Linked DNA regions of Homo sapiens: all the other regions are linked to region 2. Evidence: chromatin contacts called from ENCODE Hi-C or POLR2A ChIA-PET data. All regions are on one chromosome and are shown on one strand. Each heading gives the region's core, a stretch centred on a gene start or an enhancer-like site at or near the end of the contact. The rest is flanking DNA. Distances are from core to core; before and after follow the strand shown.

Region 1 (4,527 bases), core at 222-2,721, 510 kb after region 2:
GTGGAACATTCCTGAGGGTGACAGTGGAGGCGCAAAGCTGATGAGGGAGGTAGTGACCAGAGACCAAGAAATCTTTGTTTTTTAACTTTTGTTTTAAATTCAGAAGTATATGTGCAGGTTTTTTTGTTTGTTTTCCTGAGACGGAGTTTTGCTCTTGTTGCTCAGGCTGGAGCGTAATGGCATGATCTCGGCTCACTGCAACCTCCACCTCCCGGGTTCAAGGATTCTCCTGCCTCAGCATCCCAAGTAGCTGGGATTACAGACATGCGCCACCACGCCCGGGTAATTTTGTACTTTTAGTAGAGACGGGGTTTCCCCATGTTGGTCAGGCTGGTCTTGAACTCCCGACCTCAGGTGATCTGCCCGCCTCGGCCTCCCAAAGTGCTAGGATTACAGGCATCAGCCACCGCCCCTGGCCTATATATGCAAGTTTGTTACACACGTAAACTTGTGTCATGGGGATTTGTTGTACAGATTATTTCATCACCCAGGTATTAAGCCTAATATCCATTAGTTATTTTTCCTGATCTTCTCCCTCCTCCCACCCTTCACCCTCCAAGACCAAGAACTCTTACTCCATTTTCAATTATTCCCCTGTGGAGCGCTTAGTGCTTGAGGTCAGCCCTTTGGCTTGTCCCTGGTCCTGGGATGGAGTGCCTTTGGGGGCCAGGCTCCATATTCCTAGATTTTATTTGCCAACTCTGCCTTGGGACTCAGGGAAGGAAGGGTTAAATACAGAAAGCAGCTGTTTCAGCGAATAGTTCTGCTAGAACTTACTCCTCTGCGCCAAACTCTCACACCCGTTTCCATTCCACCAAGTGGTCAAGAGCGGGGACTTCGAGAGATGTAGACCTCCAGAAGAGAAGGGTGGGTCCCTGTTCTAGGGAGTGCTGCGCTTAATGAGTAGTACTCATTTGGAGGTGTGCTGTGGAGGGCTGTGAGGAGGATTTCCCATGGGTTCTTTGGAGAGAAGGGAGCGATAGAAATGAACCAGGGTTCCAAAGAAGTCTTCATAATCGTTCTTTCTGCCACCCTTCACACTATGCCAGTCTACAAGCTGTAGTTCCACTTTTCTCATGGATGAAACTACATGGGTGGAAGGAGCTTCAGTGGCCCAAGCTACAAGATGCTCCCTCTAGTGTCTTGTACGCTCACAAGTTTTTTTCCGACCTTGGAGAGGCCTAGTGATCTAAAGCCTTCCACTTAAGTCTAAGGGGCCACCAATCAAGTCCTGCCCGCCTCTGCAGCTCCAGGGTTGAAGCTCTTGGGCCGTCAGACCTGCCACTCATTTTCTTCCTCCCTTCCCATTGGCCCATGGTAAATAGCGAGGCTTTTTTTTTTTTTTTTTTTTTTCATTGATTGGGCGGGGCCCAATCAGGGTTGGGTTGGGTCTTTGACAGCTTTCTTTGCCAGATTCAAAGATGGCGCTTACGGCCACGCTAAGAATGCAGCGTGAAGCTGCAGTTCTGCCATCACTCAAGATGGCTGCCCCCATCAAGATGACCGGGGTGTGCCGGGGGGAAAGGGGCAGCATGATGGTCTGAGATGGTAAGGGATACTGCACCATTGCGGGCCTGGTCTTGGGGCCTGGGAATGAAGAATAGAGAGGCTAGGGAGCTAGGTGAAGTCTGTGGTGGGGGCTAGGATCAGAGAAAGGGAGAGAGGACAAGGGTGACAAGTGGGGGTGAGAGATCAAAGATGGGGCGGGAGTGTGCCTAGGGTTGTCTCTCCATGAGTGCTCTCCTTCCCTACTCTTCCTGTTCCAGGTGTAGCGTCGGACCATGTGGAAGTTTCTGAGGCTGGGGAGCCGGATAATGGGGGGTGGGGCCCGTTGGGGGGTAAAGGGGCAATAGCGTCCTTTCACAGGCTAACCTCGGCTCTTCCCAGTCCTCTGGACTAAAATGGGGAACACATTGGGCCTGGCACCAATGGGGACTTTGCCCCGCCGGAGCCCCCGCCGAGAGGAACCCCTGCCCAACCCTGGGAGCTTCGATGAGCTGCACCGTCTATGCAAAGGTGAGAACTTGGCACTTGGGTGTCTCAGGATGAAGGGGCAGAGGAGTGGAGGGTCTTGAATGCCGGATGTCCGGCGATGGGAGCAGGAAAGGGGAGATCATAGCTGGGTCATGCAGCCTCAGGGAGGATCAGGTGCCCAAATGAAGTGGAGCATTTCATTGCAGGACTTGAAAGGAGGTTAATTCCTCCAAAGTGTTCCCTATGGGATTGAAAGGGGAGACTATCTTTTGGGGTAGGGGTTCTTTGTCTGTGCTTATTCCTTCCCTTCCCCTACCCCCTTCAGATGTATTCCCAGCACAGATGGAGGGAGTGAAGCTCGTTGTCAACAAGGTTCTGAGCAGCCATTTCCAGGTGCTCCCACTTCTCTGGCCCCTCCTTACTATTCCCCCTTTCCTGTCCCTGGATCATCTTCTCCTTTCCTTTGTACTCCAGCCCTAGCCAGTCTATGTGGGACAAATGAGGGAGGATGTGGGGTTCTCTTTACCTCCGTGCCTGTGGGACTTGTTGCTTTTAATCCGATGACCTTCTCTGTATATGTTGGAATATTTAGGATTCTTGAGAGGCCCTCTGGATGGGGAAAAGACTAAGGGTGGGATGAGGGATTGAAGTGGAGCAGGAATGCGCTTTTCTCCACTGAATCCTCTTTTCCTCAGGTGGCGCACACTATACACATGAGTGCCCTGGGCTTGCCGGGATATCACCTCCATGCGGCCTATGCAGGGGATTGGCAGCTCAGTCCCACTGAGGTGAGGGCTCCACACACCTGGGTCATCTCCCTAAAAACCAATCTGGGACCCAGGTCTGGAGGAAGAGGAATTGTGTGTGTTATGGGGAGGAATGGGCCGTAACCTGATTCTCTGTGTCTTTTCTGAATGAGAGAGGGTAGAGAAACATTTTCTGTGAAGAGCCCAGAGTGTGTCTTTGTGACTCCACCAGGGGGCGCTGTGCACTCTTAATGAAGTTCTATATTTGGGTTTAGGCTGAGTGGTGCCATCCGGCTCAGCCTTACTACTGTGTACACCCTTCCACAGGTGTTCCCCACTGTGGTAGGGGATATGGACAGCAGTGGCAGCCTGAACGCCCAGGTCTTGCTCCTCTTGGCAGAGCGGCTCCGAGCTAAGGCTGTCTTCCAGGTGACCACAGTTCCTGCCTCCATCCCCTGAGGCACTTCCTCTTTCTCCTCCACGGGTTTCCTGCTCTGAGGGCTTGGAAGGAGGAGCAGAGTCTATAATGATCATAAAGAGGGAGGGAGATTTTACTTCTTGCTCTTGCCACCCAGACGCAGCAGGCCAAGTTCCTGACATGGCAGTTTGATGGCGAGTATCGGGGAGATGACTACACAGCCACTCTGACCCTAGGAAATCCTGACCTGATTGGGGAGTCGGGTGAGGAACTGGGACAGGGTTCTTTTTATCTTGGCGGCCCATTTGCTAATGTTACTATGCCTCTTCATCTTCTGTACAGTTTGGAGTTTAGAAAAGGAACTTCTTGGGCAGGCTGGGGTGGCGGTTATTGGGAGTGAGGGAGCAGGTCTGGATATTGTCTCTATGACTGACTCCATGTCTCCCCATTCCCCCACAGTGATCATGGTTGCTCACTTCCTGCAGAGCCTCACTCATCGGCTGGTGCTGGGAGGAGAGCTAGTTTATCACCGGCGGCCAGGCGAAGAGGGGGCCATCTTGACACTGGCTGGGAAGTACTCGGGTATGGGGCGAAGTGAAGTAGTGGTGGTGGTGGGGGGCAATTCTGGACTTTTCTGGGGTTCCTGGCCTGTGTCATACTACAGTTAACACTCCTTCCCCTCTGTACTTTGGATTTTACAGCTGTACACTGGGTAGCTACATTGAATGTGGGATCAGGCGGGGCCCATGCAAGTTACTACCACAGGGCAAATGAACAGGTGAGACCTCTGATCTCATTCCCTCCTTGTCAGCAAGTCAGTCATGAACTTCTGTTCATCTGGACCTCTATCGCCCTGCTGACCTATTTTTCTTCCTACCACGCTGTGTATATATTTACATGCATGCCTCCATTCTGCTGATTCCCCATCAGGACCCTTCTGGTCTTCACTGATACTGATCTCTCTCTCATCCTTGCCCATGGTTCTCAGGTTCAGGTTGGAGTGGAGTTTGAGGCAAACACAAGGCTACAAGACACAACATTCTCCTTTGGTTACCACCTGACTCTGCCCCAGGCCAACATGGTATTTAGAGGTGAGGGTTATTGGGAGACATTTGGCTATCCTGAGGAATGGGGGATGCAGAGGAGGGAGGGAAGCTCGACCTTACTTCTGGTGACTATTTCCTCCAATCCCTGTTAAATAATCTAGTGGGTATTCTCTCCCCCAACAGGCTTGGTGGATAGTAACTGGTGTGTAGGTGCTGTGCTGGAGAAGAAGATGCCCCCTCTGCCTGTCACCCTAGCCCTTGGAGCCTTCCTCAATCACTGGCGCAACAGATTCCATTGTGGCTTCAGCATCACTGTGGGCTGAGGTTGTCCAGAGCCAGCCCC
Region 2 (4,247 bases), core at 170-2,669:
TTATAACCCAGGTTTACTAACCTCATCAAAACCAATATTATCCATTCAAAGGATAACATAATCAGGTGTGGTCTGATTGTTTCAAAGAAGAATAAATGACCAAGATGAAGCCTAGAAAAGAAGTCAGAGAAAGGTCAACTGTCAGGATGTTTTCAGTATGCCTAGAGAAAGTCCTAAAATATTCCAATTCTCATTGGCAACCCTGCTTTTCCCAATAGTTAGATGAATACTTCACATCAGCCCCCAATCCCAAGGTCATACCAATGTCCTATGCATTGAGTCAGGCCCACAGAACCTATATAGCCGTAGACTCACACAGTCATGAACCAAAGGACTCTACCTGAGAGGTAGAATATGTGAGAGACCGATCCTCCACACATTCTACCTCATCTCCCCAAAAGTTACAAACTATCATCATTTTATGCCACAGTGTGACTACCACATGTTTGTTGATTTTTACTGTTTTACTCAGAGTGGTGAGCATTAAAGCCCTTTAAATTAAAAAGACTTGAGTATTTACTTGGGGGAATAGCAAGAAAGTCAAAGGTTTCACTGCTGTTTCTCAGCTGGCATAAGAAGAGAGGTACTGGATGAAGAAAGAGGGTGAGGCAGCTCTAACAGGAGAAGGAAAGTTAGCTCAGCCCTTGGTCACACACCGGGGACCGAACAGGCTGTGGCAGAGGAATGGACCTTAACTCTTAGCAATCAGATGTGTTAAGGTTCCTTTGATGCTGAAGCACTTCCAGCCTCTTCTCAGACCCTCATTCAGAGACCCCAGACAGCAATCCTTTCCAAGCTTTTCTTCCTATAATTTTGATCTATCTTTTCTTTGGGTCAATGACAATATCATTTACCTTGGCTCAGGATGCAACACCTCACATATACAGAGGTCTCAAAGAATGCCTAAGGGAGTACAGTGTGTCTGAGCATAAAATGCAGCAGCTGTCAGTGTAGAGCTTCTTCTTATTCAAAATGAAAAAACAAACACTTTTCCACAACTTCATGGACCACCAACCACGGGACAAAATATGAGGAGCCTACTTCTCTTGCTCCCCAGGTTCCTGTTTTGATCACATCCCCGTGGGAAAGGAGATGAAGCTCCATTCATCAGTGCTAAGAAAGGCTCCCCAACCATGCCATGGCCATGCTATTGGAATGGAAATACCTGCTTTCCAGACACCAGATCTGGCTTCTAGGGTTGAACTACATCCCGTCTCCCCTTTCCCAACTGACCATGCCTTCAGTGCACAATCACAGATACACAGTTGGTGGAAAGTACCTTGAATGCTGGTCACCAGGAGTGACAGAGGCAGCAGTAGCAATTCCAGAGCCAGACACGAATCCCAACCTCTGGAGCACATGCTTCCTTCCAGAACTTCCCAGCAACGCAGGAGACAGTTGAGAGCCTGGCTAGAAAAAGGCCGGGGCTAAAAACGGAACTTACCAAACAGGGTTAGAGAGAAAAAAAAAAAAACCACTGAGATTTTCTCTCCACCCAGCACACTTGTGTGGGGCCCCAGAAACCAGAAACCGGAGGTCTTGTAAATTTTTTTATCTAAGAGCATCACGGAAACTGAGAACAATTTTGTTTGAAGGTACATGAGTGCTTTTTTGTAGGGGGAAGATTCATAGCTTCTACTGTACTCTCAGGGGGGCCAGTACTCAGAAAAGAATAAGGGACCCTGATAGAGAATGTCTGCTTTTCGTTCCCAGGCAGGAATCCCTCTGATTAATTCAGGGGCTAAGACATAGGAGCTTCCCAGTCAAGCCTGGGTAGGTGTCATTCAGAGCCTGAAGTCTGGGAAATCAGACCCACGTAGCCTTTGTGCTGCATATCTTACCCCCAGCACCACCCTCTGCTCTTCTTCCTTTATGATAATTCACTATTTGAAGTTTGACATCAGCCTATCCACTGAACATCAGAAAAAAAGTAAGATTACTTGGCCCAAAAGAATGGATTTCCCACCCTTGTAGTCTGTATTAGTCTGTTCTCACACTGCTAATAAAGACATACCCCAGACTGGGTAATTTATAAAGGAAAGAGAGGGGTTTTGTTTTGTTTTGTTTGTTTTGGTTTTTTTTTTTTTTGAGATGCAGTCTCACTCTGTAGCCCAGACTGGAGTGCAGCAGTGCAATCTCAGCTCACTGCAACCTCCACCTGACAGGTTCAAGCAACTCTCCTGCCTCAGCCTCCTACATAGCTGGGATTACAGGCAAGCACCACCATGCCCAGCTAATTTTTGTATTTTTAGTAGGGTTTCACCATGTTGGCCCGGCTGGTCTTGAACTCCTGACCTCAAGTGATCCACCTGCCTCAGCCTCCCAAAGTGCTGGGATTATAGGCATGGGCCTGTGCCTGGCCAGGAAAGTGGTTAAATTGACTTCTAGTTCAGCATGGCTTGGGAAGCCTCAGGAAACCTACAATCATGGTGCAAGGGGAAGCCAATACGTCCTTCTTCACACGGTGGCAGGAAAGAGAAGCACTGAGCAGCAATGGGGAAAGCCCCTTCCTTATGAAACCATCAGATCTAGTGAGAACTCACTATCACGAGAACAGCATGATGGTAACTGCTCGTATGATTAACTTACTTCCTACTGGGTTGCTCCCATGATATGTGGGGATTATGGGAACTACAATTCAAGATGAGATTTGGAAGGGAACACAGCCAAATCATATCATGTCTAGGAAATTTCAAGCTCATTCCTATTGAATGTAAATTAGTTATTTGCCCACCCAGGACCCACAGGCAAGCCACAGTTCCTGATATAACATATTTGTAATCACTTTTTAATTGGGGACATTTCTGATTCTCAACATGGAGATGAACAATAAAATGTCTGCTCTTCTCAGTCCTCAAACCTGAAGGACATTATGTTAAGTGAAATAAGTCATGCACAGAAAGATAAAAAACCACGTTCCCAATCATATATGGAAGCTTAAAAAATGAGCTCATAGAAGTAGAGAGTAAAATTGTGGTTATCAGAGGCTGGGAAGGGTAGAGGGAAGTGGAGGATGGGAAGAAGTTGGTTAATAGATACAAAGTTACAGCTAGAGAAGAGGAATAAGTTCCAGCATCCTGTAGCACTATGGAGTGAATACAGTTAAGAATAATTTAATGTATATGTTCAAAAAGCTAGAAGAGAGGATTTGGAATGTTCCCAACACAAAGAAATGATCAATGTTTGAGGTGATAGGTATCCTAATTGCTTTGATTTGATCATCACACATTGAATACATGTATCAAAATATTACTCTGTATCCCATAAATATGTATAATTATTATATGTCAACTAAAAATAAAAGGGAAAAAAACATAAAAGTGAAAAGAAAGAACCCTGCAAATAAAATTTGAAACAGCACCAGAATCAAATTCCTCTTGGTCAAATTGTTACACTTTGGAACTGTGTGTTATATTTTTCCTATAAATTGATTTAACCTTAGGATACGACCCTGCTCCTTCAGCAAGAAAAGATAACATTGTATTAGATTTTTAAAAGAGACCCTGTAAATTAATGTTACATTCTCTTTTTTGGGGGGAGGGGGGCACAGGCTCCCACTCTGTCACCCAGTCTGGAGTACAGTGACCACTATGCATGGCTATTTTTTTAAAATTTTTTGTAGAGATGAGGTCTCACCATGTTGCCCAGGCCAGTCTTGAACTCCTGAGCCATAGGATCCACACTCAGTCAGTGGCAGGACGGGGAGTGCTGTGACCTGCTTCCACCTTGGGCACCAGTGTCTAAATGAAGGGAACACAGTGGCACTAAGAAACTCGGAGATGCCAGCAACTGCGGAGCCCTAAGGGGTGTTACAGCTTTGCTTGGGGAATCCCAAGGCCTGAGACCCCAAGAAATGTTACAGCTCTCTCTCTCGTTCCTGCCACCTGCAGCTCAGCAAATGAGGGCACCTCACAGCTCTTGTTCAGTCCCACTGCCTGCAGCTCAGCAAATGGGGGCATGTCACAGCTCTTATTTAGTCTTGCTGCCTGCAGTTCAGTGAATGGGGGTGTGTCACAGCTCTCACTTGGTCCCAGTGCCCACAGCTCAGCAAATACGGGTATGTTACAGCTTGTTCCTGCCACCTGCAGCTCAGCAAATGAGGGCACCTCACAGCTCTTGTTCAGTCCCACTGCCTGCAGCTCAGCAAATGGGGGCATGTCACAGCTCTTATTTAGTCTTGCTGCCTGCAGTTCAGTGAATGGGGGTGTGTCACAGCTCTCACTTGGTCCCAGTGCCCACAGCTCAGC
Region 3 (4,171 bases), core at 326-2,825, 610 kb before region 2:
GAAAGGGACAGCAAAGAGGCCTGCTTTGGAATCAGATCTGTGTTCAAATCCTAGCCCCAACACTCACTAAATGTGCTCTCTGGGGCAAGTTACTTCATTTTCCTCATTTGTGAAATGAATGTAAGTGCCCACAGGCAGTGGGTGCTCAGACCTCTGCGTGCTCCTTTTTCAAACACAGGCCAGCACTTCCCCACCTCCCTGGGCTCCTCCCTGCTCCATGCTGCCCACTGGGGAAAACACACCAAGTGCTAGGCAACCCAGGCCCCACAGCGCCTTCCTCTCTGTACATCCTCCTGCCACCTGCCCAGGGACCAGGGAGAGGACTCATCCTAACCCTGCAGGGCCCAGGGACCTGCAGCAGGGGAAGGCTTTGCTTGGTGCCACTGTGGAGCTCTGGTCTAGAAACAGGCAGCTGGGGCTACCTTCAGCCTCTGCCTTGACGACAGCAGCTCTGAAGTCACCATCCCCACCCCCACGCTTCACTCTCATTTCAAGGGCTTCAGCCTCATCAACATCTGTACTGGCAGTTTCACTGTCTCCATGCCATACTCTTCCCCAGACCACCTCCTACAGGGAGCCCTCCAGTTCAGGCCAAAAACAATTCCACTGTCATTATCCCCATGCATCCATGCAAGATTGGCCCAGAACACCCCACCATGAACACCCACCACAGCAGGCACAAGGTGCTTGGAGATCCCAGGATCAGTCTCCATGGAACCTGGTTTCTCCTGAGGCAAGGAAGCTGGAACTAAGCGGTGTGAAAACTGATGGGTGGCTGCAGAGCCAAGTGCCATTTGGGAGACAGGAAGAAGGGCAAAGAGGGACCCAACCCAGGGTGGAGATGGGGGTGAGAGAGGGAACTGCCCCCAGTTGATGAAGTGCGTGGAGCGCAACTGGGAGAGACTTACTTCAAAGATCGTGGGCAGAACTGGCCTCTGGGCCTCCAGCCAACTCTGGGGCAATTATGAAGCTGGGCAGGCACTGCCCTCGTAGGGCGGGCACCCAAGGCCAGGCCTGGAGCTGAGTGTGGGGCAGAAAGGAGTCGCAGCATTTGGTGCAGCGACCCCAGTACGTGGGTATGCTAGCTGAGATGTGTGGCCTGCCCCGGGAGGCCGAGCAGTGCCTGGGGCAGCACCTTAGTGGGTCCTCTCTACGCCCCAGTCCCTGGCTTAGAGCTGGGGAGCCTGCACTCTTCCCAAGACTGGCTCGGCGGACAGCCACAAAGCGCAGCTGGACGCCGACCCCGGGGAGGCTGGAGGTACCCCTGACGGAGGAGGATGTGAGGAGCCCCGAAATGCTAGGGGGGTGCTGGATGGCAGGCACCTGCCCGGCAGGGCCGGGAACCGGAACGGGGGCCTGGCTTACCTAGCATTAGCAGCAGCAGCAGCGGCAGCGAAGGCGGCAGCAGCGTGGGCCTGAGGGCGCCCATCCTGCGCGGCCAGCTCTGGGGAGGCTCCGGGGGATGGCGCGGGTTCTGGGGGGCCGGAAGGGTGGGGGGCGCATGCCCAGGTTGAGGGCAGGAAGCGGGGCAGCGAGGCGTGGGTGCGCCGAGCGAGCTGAACTGGAGCTGCCGAATCCCCTCCCTCCGCCCCTCCCGCTGCTTTCCCTCCAGCCCTCGGCAGTTCTGAAACCATTCTCGCCCCGGCCCGCCCCGGCACCGCCCCTTCCACCGCCCCGTCTAGGCCCGCCCCGCCCCGGACCCAGCCTTGGCCCTGCCTGCCCCACCCCCGCCAGACTCCGGCCTTTGCTCCGCACCTGGCCCCGGCCCCGCCCCGCCCCTCGAAACTCACCTTTGAGTCGCATCGAGTCCCAGCCCCGCCCCGGCCCCGCCCCTCCCCGCCCCGCCCCGCCAAGACTCCAGCCCTGGATCCGCCCCGGGCCTCGGCCCAGCCCCAGTTCCGGCCCCTCCCCCGCCCCGCCCCACCAGGACTACAGTCGGACTCCAATCCTGGCTCCTCCCCGGGCCCCGGCCCCGCCCCAGTCCCAAGCCGCACCCCTTCCCCGTCCCCGCAGGGCTAACGTCAGCCTCCAATCCTGGCTCCGCCCTGGACCCCGGCCTCGCCCCGCCCCTGGCCCTGGCTCCGCCCGAGGCCCCCGCAGGAGTGAGCTAACTGCACCTCTGCGCATCGAAATTCCCACCCACCCTCGCACAGAGCGCATTCCACCCCGCACCTGCCAGCCTTTCCTGGAGAGTTGGGTGCAGGGTCCCTGGGATTGGCGAGGTGACTGTGACCACGCATTTAGAATTCAGTTATTTGCTCTGAGCCATAGTCCTCGCTGCAAACCCTGCTGAAGTAGGGGTTGGCGGAAGCCAGGAGTTCCTGAATGCGAAGGGTTTGAGCTGAAGGGCGCTTCCAGGATCCAGAAGGTCACTGGAGACCTGTTTTTCACCCCCTCAGAGGGCAAAACCAAAAGAAAAATGGATTAGGAGAGGGGGCCGTCCATGTGACGTCATTTCTGGGTTGGGTGATCCTAGCCCAGTTGTTTAACCTCCTTCAACTTCAGTTTTCTCCTCTGCAAATTGAATTGAGGTTGATCACATCACCCAAAGGGTTATTGTGATGATAGGTAATGTACATAAAGTGTTTGGCACAGGAAACTAACACAAAATGGGAGATAAGGATTATTTTGTTTTAGGTTTTGAATTATTATTTGAACTGCTTCCTAAGAGGCTTAGTTTAGACCTGGCATTTAGGTGAAGGAGTCTCTATGTTCAGTGACAGTGGGAAGAGATGAACATTGCTCTGTTCTAGGAAGAGTGGGGCTTGCCCTGGAGGTGGGAGAATGGAGGAGGCACCCTTCCCAGGTGCTCTGTCTCTTCCTGAACTGTAAAGATGGGAAGTGGGCAGGGGCAGGAAGGATGAGACCAGAATGGGGAGAAGAGATGGCCAGGTTTGCAAAGCCAAGGCTGTCAGAGTGGCTGTCAGTGGGAGGTGACCCCAGAGCCCATTTACCACCCTCTACCCTCCAACATCCTCCCTCTCCCCTCTCATCCCCCTTCCCTCCCACTCACTCACCCCCCTTTACAGAAGAGGAAACTGAGGCCCAGAGAGGGTAAGTGGCACAGGCCAGACCAGACCTTCCTTGACATGGTATTCCTCAAGCGTGGCACAGTGCCTGACTCTGAGAAGATGCTCACGGGGTTGCCAGTAGAAGCCACATTGAGGAACCCTGGAGAAACCAGAGAAACTGAGGCCTTGAAGGGAGATCAGAGGTCCAGCCCTCACTTCCCAGGACTGCCAGCACTGGCCCATGAACAGGGCAATAAGGTGCCTGTTTATTCCCACTTTGAAATATCCAGAAGGTTGCTCCAGAACCTCATCATCTAAATCCATCCACAGGCATATCGAGCTATGTGAAAACTGAAACTCATAGGGGAAGCTTTTGGAAGAATACGTCTCTCCCTTTATAATGGATTTAATTATCGAGTGGATTTAATGCCTTCATGATGCTTGAGGGATGAAAGATGTTACCAATTGTAATAATGATAGATGTCATTTATGAAATGCTTACACAAGAAGGCCCTTTTGGATATTAGTCCTAGTCCTTATAGCATATTTTGCAAGGTGGTGTCATTTAACAGAAGAGAAACTTGAGGTTAGGCAGGTTAAGTACCTTGCCCAAGGCCACACAGTTTTTAAGTGGCTTAGGGGTGACTTCAGCCCAGGCTTGTCTGTCTGTCCCCAAAGCCCCAAATCTTCCTACACCTCACTGTCCCTCCTCCCAAGCCTCTCCACCCTGTAAACTCAGTCATTCAACAAATATTGATTGGGCCAGGCCTTGTACTGGGCACTGGAGATGCCATGGTAAACAAGGTGGGCCTGCTCCCCTGCCCTCAGGGAACATAGTTCTATATGTTAGGGATACATTTCATAAACAAGTCATAACCAACCCCCAGTATGAGTATGATGAGAGGGGTCTTCAGGGAGGTGAGGTATCCTCTCTTACCCTGTGGCCTGGGGCTGGGAAGGAGCTGGGGGCAGGTTGGCGTTGAGAACTGGGTTGGTGTCTCCCTCCAGAGGGGATAAGGCCCAAGGAGAGAACAGTGTCTTCAGCAGGCCCCTCTGGAACCCAGGCCCCTCTGGAACCCAGACTGCGGGTTCCAGAGGCGGCCAGCAGAGGGAGCCCACAGCCCAGGCCTGACGGACCCCTCAGCTGCTTATGTAACTGG

The links. Hi-C counts contacts between places; a loop is a spot of excess contacts on that map. ChIA-PET counts read pairs that join two places held with the same protein, here RNA polymerase II (POLR2A). Pooled maps may share reads with other maps.
Region 1: a loop to region 2 is called in a pooled map, with 3 times the contacts of the local background. The contact joins the promoter of TOMM40L here to the promoter of CD48 in region 2. A Hi-C loop is called at or near these places in 2 of 50 pooled maps. POLR2A ChIA-PET finds 5 or more read pairs at or near these places in 2 of 52 experiments (SK-N-SH and T-cell).
Region 3: a pooled map shows a loop between it and region 2 (6-fold over the local background). The contact joins the promoter of IGSF8 here to the promoter of CD48 in region 2. A Hi-C loop is called at or near these places in 5 of 50 pooled maps.

The regions. Positions count from the first base shown.
Region 1 is chr1:161,224,589-161,229,115 of GRCh38, forward strand. It overlaps TOMM40L (translocase of outer mitochondrial membrane 40 like), which reads left to right and starts at 1,472. Exons shown (of 10, transcript NM_032174.6): 1 at 1,472-1,548; 2 at 1,767-2,016; 3 at 2,300-2,367; 4 at 2,670-2,762; 5 at 3,048-3,149; 6 at 3,296-3,401; 7 at 3,598-3,720; 8 at 3,840-3,916; 9 at 4,127-4,229; 10 at 4,368-4,527. The coding sequence starts at 1,902. The coding sequence ends at 4,507. It overlaps MIR5187 (microRNA 5187), which reads left to right and starts at 2,598; the gene lies at 2,598-2,673. RefSeq lists enhancers at 878-987, 1,448-1,517, 3,032-3,211.
Region 2 is chr1:160,710,403-160,714,649 of GRCh38, forward strand. It overlaps CD48 (CD48 molecule), which reads right to left and starts at 1,420. Exons shown (of 4, transcript NM_001778.4): 1 at 1,280-1,420. The coding sequence starts at 1,361. RefSeq lists enhancers at 1,669-1,848, 2,389-2,448.
Region 3 is chr1:160,097,044-160,101,214 of GRCh38, forward strand. It overlaps IGSF8 (immunoglobulin superfamily member 8), which reads right to left and starts at 1,576. Exons shown (of 7, transcript NM_052868.6): 1 at 1,366-1,576. The coding sequence starts at 1,429. RefSeq lists enhancers at 1-237, 238-764, 3,853-4,171 and a silencer at 1,331-2,160.